Linked DNA regions of Homo sapiens: all the other regions are linked to region 2. The links are chromatin contacts, found by Hi-C or POLR2A ChIA-PET in ENCODE. All regions are on one chromosome and are shown on one strand. The core of a region is the stretch at or near the end of the contact, and the rest is flanking DNA. Distances in the headings are between cores, read along the strand shown. Region 1 has its middle 160 kb from the start of BET1. Region 2 has its middle 17 kb from the start of SAMD9L. Region 3 overlaps CDK6 (cyclin dependent kinase 6).

The links. Hi-C counts contacts between places; a loop is a spot of excess contacts on that map. ChIA-PET counts read pairs that join two places held with the same protein, here RNA polymerase II (POLR2A). Pooled maps may share reads with other maps.
Region 1: a loop to region 2 is called in a map with no recorded cell type, with 8 times the contacts of the local background. The contact joins two enhancer-like sites. A Hi-C loop is called at or near these places in 1 of 168 maps with a recorded cell type or tissue (posterior vena cava), 4 of 37 single-sample maps with no recorded cell type and 3 of 50 pooled maps.
Region 3: a pooled map shows a loop between it and region 2 (6-fold over the local background). The contact joins two enhancer-like sites. A Hi-C loop is called at or near these places in 2 of 37 single-sample maps with no recorded cell type and 5 of 50 pooled maps. POLR2A ChIA-PET finds 5 or more read pairs at or near these places in 2 of 52 experiments (GM12878 and activated T-cell).

What each region holds. Positions count from the first base shown.
Region 1 is chr7:94,159,513-94,162,613 of GRCh38, forward strand. No RefSeq gene overlaps it. Among named protein-coding and RNA genes, the nearest start is that of BET1, 160 kb to the left of the region's middle. RefSeq lists an enhancer at 1,453-1,562. Within about 2 kb of position 1,384, at least 3 of the 41 ENCODE cell types and tissues checked have a DNase peak (open chromatin) inside an H3K27ac peak, as active enhancers do.
Region 2 is chr7:93,164,136-93,166,934 of GRCh38, forward strand. No RefSeq gene overlaps it. Among named protein-coding and RNA genes, the nearest start is that of SAMD9L, 17 kb to the left of the region's middle. RefSeq lists an enhancer at 1,554-1,623. Within about 2 kb of position 1,481, at least 4 of the 41 ENCODE cell types and tissues checked have a DNase peak (open chromatin) inside an H3K27ac peak, as active enhancers do; they include GM12878, where a contact is called at or near this core.
Region 3 is chr7:92,619,712-92,622,648 of GRCh38, forward strand. All of the region lies in intron 6 of CDK6 (cyclin dependent kinase 6), which reads right to left. Among named protein-coding and RNA genes, the nearest start is that of FAM133B, 31 kb to the left of the region's middle. Within about 2 kb of position 1,505, at least 5 of the 41 ENCODE cell types and tissues checked have a DNase peak (open chromatin) inside an H3K27ac peak, as active enhancers do; they include GM12878, where a contact is called at or near this core.

The sequences.
Region 1 (3,101 bases), core at 134-2,633, 1.0 Mb after region 2:
ATTGACAAATGGGATCTAATTAAACTAAAGAGCTTCTGCACAGCAAAAGAAACTACCATCAGAGTGAACAGGCAACCTACAAAATGGGAGAAAATTTTCGCAACCTACTCATCTGACAAAGGGCTAATATCCAGAAACTACAATGAACTCAAACAAATTTACAAGAAAAAAACAAAACAACTGCATCAAAAAGTGGGCGAAGGACATGAACAGACACTTCTCAAAAGAAGACATTTATGCAGCCAAAAAACACATGAAAAAATGCTCACCATCACTGGCCATCAGAGAAATGCAAATCAAAACCACAATGAGATACCATCTCACACCAGTTAGAATGGCAATCATTAAAAAGTCAGGAAACAACAGGTGCTGGAGAGGATGTGGAGAAATAGGAACACTTTTACACTGTTGGTGGGACTGTAAACTAGTTCAACCATTGTGGAAGTCAGTGTGGCAATTCCTCAGGGATCTAGAACTGGAAATACCATTTGACCCAGCCATCCCATTACTGGGTATATACCCAAAGGACTATAAATCATGCTGCTATAAAGACACATGCACACGTATGTTTATTGCGGCATTATTCACGATAGCAAAGACTTGGAACCAACCCAAATGTCCAACAATGATAGACTGGATTAAGAAAATGTGGCACATATACACCATGGAATACTATGCAGCCATAAAAAATGATGAGTTCATGTCCTTTGTAGGGACATGGATGAAATTGGAAATCATCATTCTCAGTAAACTATCGCAAGAACAAAAAACCAAACACCGCATATTCTCACTCATAGGTGGGAATTGAACAATGAGATCACATGGACACAGGAAGGGGAATATCACACACTGGGGACTGTTGTGGGGTGGGGGGAGGGGGGAGGGATAGCATTGGGAGATATACCTAATGCTAGATGACGAGTTAGTGGGTGCAACACACCAGCATGGCACATGTATACATATGTAACTAACCTGCACAATGTGCACATGTACCCTAAAACTTAAAGTATAATAATAATAAAAAAAAAAAAGACAATTGAGCCCTATGGTTCTCTAGCATTAAGGACCGGGAATAGGAGAAAAATCAAAATAGGAGACTGATAAGAAGCAGCAATTAAAGTAAGAATAAAAAAGATGGTGATGCCCTGCAGGATCAGTGCAAAGTTGTTTCAAAAAGGAGGCAAAGATCAATAGTGTCAAGTGACAGTGAAGAGCCAAATTAAATGAGGACTGAAAATTGACCACAATGTTTGATAACACAGAGGTCACTGGTGACTTGAAAGAGCAGTTTTAATGGAATGATGAGGACTGTAGTAGAATAGAGAATGTTAAATACGAAAATGGATATAGGCAGAAACATTGCTCTTTGAAGTTTTTTGTCATAAAGAGGAACAGAGAAATGTGGTGGCAGCTGAAGGCAAATCTACTGTCAAAAAACAGAAGTGTTTTTTTGTTTTGGTTTTGGTTTTGGTTTTTTATTTTGTTTTTAAGTGGAGCCGTTACAGCATTTGTGTATGCTGCATTGGGAGAGAAAAGTTGATTGTGCAGAGAAAGGGATAGCCATTTTAAGGGCAGAGCTCTCAAGCATGGTCCACGTGGAGGAATTAGCTTTAAATAAAAGCCAGGATTCATAGTGTATTATAAGACAGCAGTTATTGATAAGAACAAGAACAAGATCTTAATCATTAGCATGGGTGGCAACTGTAGTCCCCTTCAAAAGGAGAAAGGGAAACACTCACTCCCAGCTTTAAGTTTTGGCCCTGAAGATGTAGCTCCCACTTTAGAATGACAGCATGTTTTCTCCCTGAGATTATTACACTGTCAGAGGGGCTTGGTCCAGGTGCTTTGATTTCTTTTCCCCTCCAACTTTCAGAATCCAGCTATTATGTCAGATTCCTTTTTTCCTTGTTATAATTTTTTTCTTTGGGGTCCAGTTATTGAAATCATTCATGTTTTTCTTGTCAAAACATTATTTGACCCATGTAAATTAGTCTTTCCAAATACATAATGCAAGATATTACTAGTTTTATGTAAATATCAATTACAGCCCTGCTTGGAAAACCAATATGCTCATTCTATGAGGCAGTAAAAACAGTCAAAAACATGGAAGGCTTAGGATACAATAGGAAAGCCTCGTGGTCAACAATGGAATTTGTCCTCCTTGTGTAACCTTGCAGAACACTGATTGATGTGGCGATTACAAAGCTTTCATATCTTTTTTTTTTTTTTTTTTTGAGACAGTCTCGCTCTGTCTCCTAGGCTGGAGTGCAGTAACGTGGTCTCAGCTCACTGCAACCTCTGCCTCCCAAGTTCAAGCGATTCTCCTGCTTCAGCCTCCCGAGTAGCTGGGACTACAGGCACCCACCACCATGCCTGGCTAATTTTTGTATTTTTAGTAGAGATGGGGTTTCACCATATTGGCCAGGCTTGTCTCAAAATTCTGACCTTGTGAGCCACCCACCTAGGCCTCCCAAAGTGCTGGGATTACAGGCATGAGCCACCATACCCTTAATTTTTAAAGTATCCTCTTGCATATAGCAATATTCTGCTGTTTGACCAAGGGCTCAGTTTTGATGGGAAGTATATGGAATGGTGAGAAAACTGGAAATACCTTAATCAGATAGATAATCTTCTGAATAATGAGTGACAGAAGCTAAAACTCAATTACTGTCACAAGCAGGAGGCTAAATCCAATGGACAACCAATATGGGAAGGAAAGCAAAAGTTACAGAAAGGAAAGGTGTTTCAGCTCAAGTCTGCTAAGAATTTTTTGTCTCAGTCAGGACTGGGTTACAGGGACAAAGATTGATAATATATGATCTTGATTTATTGTCAGTATTGCTGGTAGAGTCTTATAAGGCCACTGAATAGGGATGTCAAGAAGACAAGCAAATTAGCAACTGATCCAAAGTAGAAATAAATTTTGATTATTGAAATATGTAATTGATATTAGGATGATTTTCAATATAATCCTCCATCATGAAATCAGTAATCAAATAAAATTGAAGTCACAGCTAAAAAGGTCAGAATTAACTAATTTTTTCTTTTTGAGGCAATAATCTTAGGCCTTTATAGTTCATAGAGACACCAGAATCTGGATA
Region 2 (2,799 bases), core at 231-2,730:
CAAATTGATTAAAGGGTTGAATGTGTGTGCTTTGATGAAGGGATGTTAAAGCATTGTAGTGTTCTAGGAGGACTATAAAGATGTGGATTAATTCCAGATTTTAAAATAAAACTATATATGTATTAAAAATATAGGATGCCAACTAAGGGAAGAAAAATATAGTCTAGGGTTTCCATGAGAGTAGGAGATAAAAAAAAATGTAGAAAACTTTATTAATCTACCAGAAGGGAGGAACAGAAATAAAAAAGAAATGGGGAAGAAAGATGGTAAACAGAAAACATGAATTACAAAGGAAAAAGAATATATAGTTATCACAGTGAATGTAAATAAGTTGAATTCACTTATTGAAGTACAGTCTATCATGTTGACTATATGTTGTTTATAAAAGATCCGACTAAAACAAAAACTACACAGAGATTTGAAAGAAAGTATTGAAAAATATACTAGGCAAATAATAACCAGACAAAGGATATATCAATATTAAAATAAAATAAAATGTAAGACTGAAAACTTTGATAGGGATAAAAAACATTCTACCAAGAGAATATAATAATAATGAATTTGTGAGTGTGTAACAACATAGCCTTGAAATATATGAAGTGAAAACTGAATTACATGGTGAAATTGACAAAACAATTTAGTTGAATTAAAAACCTAAATATGAAATGGAAAAAATTTCAGAAGAAAACATTTAAAACATGAGAATTGAAAAATAATTTTGCCACAAGACACAAAAATACAAACCATAAAGGAAAATACCAATACATTTTTATACATTAAAAAAACTTTTTGTATCAGAAGATACCATATAAGGGAGAAAAAGTAAGTTACGTAATCAACACAGGATTATAAAATCAACAAAGAATTAATATTCAGCATAGAAAGAGTTCCTACAAATCAATACAAAATGACAGCCTGATAGAAAAATGGTTAAAATATGTAAAAAATCAATTTATAGAGGAGAGAACCTGAATGGCCAATAAATATAAGAAAATATCTCGACCTCACTAGTAATAAGGGGAATACTTGTCAAAATTACAAAAAGGTAATATTTCACATTCATTATGTAGGAAAAGTATTATAAAAAGTAGGTTAAACAGAATTCTCAGATTCTTGTTGGAAATACAAGTTGTTAAAGTAATTAGTATCTAGAGAAGTTGATACTCACGTCTCTAATCTAGATTTTCAGTTTCTAGGTTTATGCCATAAAGAAACTGACACAAGTTCATAAAAAAGAATATTTATTGTTCTAATGAAGAGCAAGAAAAAGTTCAAATCCAACAGTTGAAGGAAAGATAAATAAATTGTATGTACATATATACACATAATATATATATATGTGTAACATAGGTATTTTGGATTTAAAAACTTGTGTTACAAAATTAATGAGAGGCCATTAGGCTGAGATGGGTTTAGGCCTTAGGTCCTACATAAGCAAACTGAAACCCAACTCATTGTAAATAGTGAAATGAAACTTTTAGCTTAACCAATCAGAAACTTCCAACTATATAAGCAAACTGAAACCCAACTCATCGTAAATAGCAAAATGAAACTTTTAGCTTAACTGATCAGATACTGCCAACTAACCCTTAACTAGGGACTTTCCACTTTAATGAATCAAATATTTTCTTTGTCTTGCTTCCATGAGCACCTTATAAAAGTTTTGCCCTCACACCCTCTTTCTAAAGTGCTAAACTGCTTGTAATTCATGAATTGTTAAATGTTCAAAAAACTCATTAAAATTTTAATATGTCTAAGTTTTGGTTACAATTACATAAATATATGGCATAGAAGGAATTTTAGATGCTAAGTTTTGTTTTTTAAAAAATAAATTCTCCTTGTAGTATGGGAGCAGAAAAGAAAATAAATAATAAAATAAAAAAATAAATTCGACTTCTGCTTTCATCTCTGACACATAGAGGGCTTGGAAATAGTCACTTCCATCTTTACAAAAAAAATCTTGAACAAAATGAAAAATCAATTGCTTTTCTTGAAACCTTCAGAAAATTGAGGTCAGAAAATAAACTGTCATCCTGAAATCTGGAGACACCAGCAAATACAGAGAATCATAGCTGAGATCAGCTTACCTGGACCAGAATCCATAGGAGCAATAAACTGATAATGACACTTAAATGGTAATTTTGACATGCTGACCTAAAGGAAGAAGCTGAGGAACAAAGTATAATTTTAAAGAGTTTACTTAAGCCAAGGTAAGAACAGTTGCCCAGAAAACTCAGACCTCAGTAAATTTGGATATGAGCTCCCCATTTGGCCTTTGTTACAAGCAGGTTTCTAAAGGTGAAGAGGGGGGACAGGAATGGGATTATACAAAGTTGCTCATCAGGAATTCTCATTGGTTTACAGAAAAAAAACATTGATTAGTGGTTGGCTATACATTGTTCTTTGTATCACACATTCCAGGACCATGAAGATAATGGCTGAAGGTCACATTGTGCAACTTGTGGTAACTTATTTTGAGATATGTTTCATCAATACCTAGTTTATTGAGAGTTTTAAGCATGGAGGCTGTTGAATTTGTTAAAGGCTTTTTCTGCATCTATTAAGATAATCATGTGGTTTTTGTCATTGCTTCTGTTTATGTGATGGATTACATTTATTGATTTGCATATGTTGAACCAGCCTTGCATCCCAGTTATGAAGCCGACTTGATAGTGGTGGATAAGCTTTTTGATGTGCTGCTGGATTCGGTTTGTCGGTATTTTATTGAGGATTTTTGCATGGATATTCATCAGGGATATTGGCCTGAAATTTTCTTTTTTTTGTTGTGTTTTGGAATCA
Region 3 (2,937 bases), core at 255-2,754, 540 kb before region 2:
GCCTGGGTGTCTGGGGAAGACACTGTAATTCGGCCTCTATCAGGCATACTGAGAGAGCTACATTATTGAGGCAAAGACAGATTCATGGACATATTTACTAGAAGCAATAAATAGAAATGACAATGAGCAATATATAGATTTGTTCAATAGTACAGCCTACAATAGAAGTAAAAAGAAAAAAACCAAAAATACCACTATTAATTATGAAAAGAAATGCACGTGTAAGTGTCTGGATACAATGGGACAGGGCAGAGGAGGGAATGAAAAATGCTTGTTAGAGAGCTTTAAAAATTTCCTTTCATTCCTTTTTAGTTGTCAGGTCTATGTGTATCAATATTTTTGTGTATATTCACCAGTCAGCTAGAAATTGATTATATTAATAACTCCTAGAAATATTTAAAATCTTTTTTATTTGTGGCTTTGAATGTATCTACATCTAATTACATCTTGCAAGTATATGATCAACTGAATGCCAAAAGCCTTCAGAGGAACAGCACATCTCTGTTTGTATGTGTGTACATATACAAATAACTTTATATAATTTTATATAAAATTTTAAACAAACACATAACTATATATATAAAACTTTAAGTCTATCACCTCCTCTGATTCCTGTAATAATTTCCTAAGACATGTAAGTCAGGTGTTATTAGTCTCATTTTATAGATGGGGAAATTGAGAATGAGGAATAAAATGAACTGCCAAAGTCACAGATAGCAAGCTCAGTCACAGAGTCCAGAGTGAGTTCCGTTCTCTCTATTCCAATATTTTATTTCCATTTAGCTATGACATCATTCTTAAAAATGCTCTAAGATGTCACAGGCTAAAACTATTGTTTCACTTTTAATACTTGCTATTACTTGAAGGCTTAAATCTTCCTAAACACAGAAATGTTTTTCCCTTTAAGAGTATGTGAACATGGACCAGGTGGGGTGGCTGTAATCCCAGCAGTTTGGAAGGCCGAGGCAAGTGGACCACTTGACCCCAGGAGTTCAAGACCAGCCTGGGCAACATGGTGAAACTCCATCTCTATAAAAAATATAAAAATTAGCTGGTTGTGGTGCCCTGTGCCTGTAGTCCCAGCTACTTGGGAGGCTTAGATAGGAGGATTACTTGAGCTCGGAAGGCCAAGGCTTCAGTGAGCCAAGATCGCACCACTGTACTCCAGCCTGGACAACAGGGCAAGACCTTGTCTCCAAAGAAAAAAATAAAAAAGAGTATGTGAATATGGCTTTCCTTAAAAAAAATTTGGTTTCATGTCCAGAATGAACTTTTATGGCCCAAATATGTGTTGTGAAATTCTGATAGGTCCATTAAAAATGCTTGCACTTAATTCCACTATTTGGACTGCTGAATATAAGCCTTAAAAGTTGACATTTATATTGGCAAGCCCAACAGGGCACAAAATCTATAAATGGCAGTGATGGAGGAGACAGAAATATTTTTTCAAGTACTTCAGCAGTGACGCTAGGGTGCAGCATTGTCCCTTTTCTCTGGCAAGGTAATGCATTCAGAGGAAACAGAACATAATTTTGATGACACAATGCCAGAAACCACAAAGTAAAATCTAAAGGCACAAACCATAGAACTCTACAGCTTCTTTGCTGTTGGCAACCTACGATTGTCAGGACTTTGCCAAAAGCAGAACTGGCTTTTCTTTGGAAGCAGGTCAAACATGCCGGTCAAATGTTCCTTCTGGTCCATTTCACTGGCCTCATGTACTAAGGGGGCACTAACAATGTTAACAAGATTGCAGACATCAGTGCTGGAGGTAGACACAACTGTCAGGTAGTATAAATAAGGGAAAGAAGGTGATGGCTTTCAAGTCCTGGCAAGCTGACTTTAGTCAAGATTCTCTTTCCTTTTAACAGAAGGTCATCAGTATGTCTGCTTTCCCTAGTTTCCTCTTTATGATCACATGCACACAAAATATATTCAACAGTCATGGGGAAAAATAGATGGGAGTTCATCGAGTGATTAAATAACTTGCCATTCAGAAGCAGGGGTAACATGAAGGCTTTGTGTTGAATTTATCCACTGTACAGAGTGGTCAGTAGTAGGAGCAGTAGCATCACCTGCCCTGGACCCAGGAAGCCCCCAGGCATAAAAAACTAGCAAATGTTATTCAGGCCTTAAAGCTACTATGTTCTGACTCAGCAGTAGCACTGGCATTAACAGAAGTCTAGCTGCTTCTAGTCACTAAAAGAACAAAATCAGGTTCCAGTTTTATTAACTGTTTTAAGCAGTCACGCTTGAGTAGACAGTGCTGATATGAAAATCTGTTCTTTAGGGGTGGTTTTTTTTTTTTTTTCAGTCTTACAGACTTCGAATTTCATAAAAATCACTGGGATTCCTATAAAATGTCACAGACCAAAGATCAGGGCTATTTTTGGTCTAGAACTCCCACTTTTTTCCTACTCCACTCCAATTTGGATGGGCCTTTCAAACACAAAAAACCAAAAAAGGATGCCACACTGCATGCTTTGTCAGAAGAAGTGCCCCAGTTACATTCTAGAAACATGAATGCATACATGCATGAACATGCAGACATGAATGAAACTATGTAAATCATCAAGGAGCGATGTAACTGAAACCAAAGAATTTGAGCACAAGAAAGGATCTTATAGAGAATTTAAGTCAGAGTTTCATTTCTCAGATGAAGTTAAGGAAATAAAAGGTTAAATAATTAATGATGAACTCTAATAGTAACAGTAATAGATAACTTTTTAAAGTGCTTACTATGTGCCAGGCACTGTGTAAGCCCTTCACGAGGTGTTTTAAATGACTTTCTCAAAGTTGCAGAGTTATTTTGCCAAAGACTTAGGGTTCTCATTTTCTATTTTGGTGCTCCAAAGAAAAATGAGATGTGTAGCATACCATCCTTCGCCCAGGAAAACAAAACAAAACAACGCAGAACCAACCTGGGTGACCAAGGAT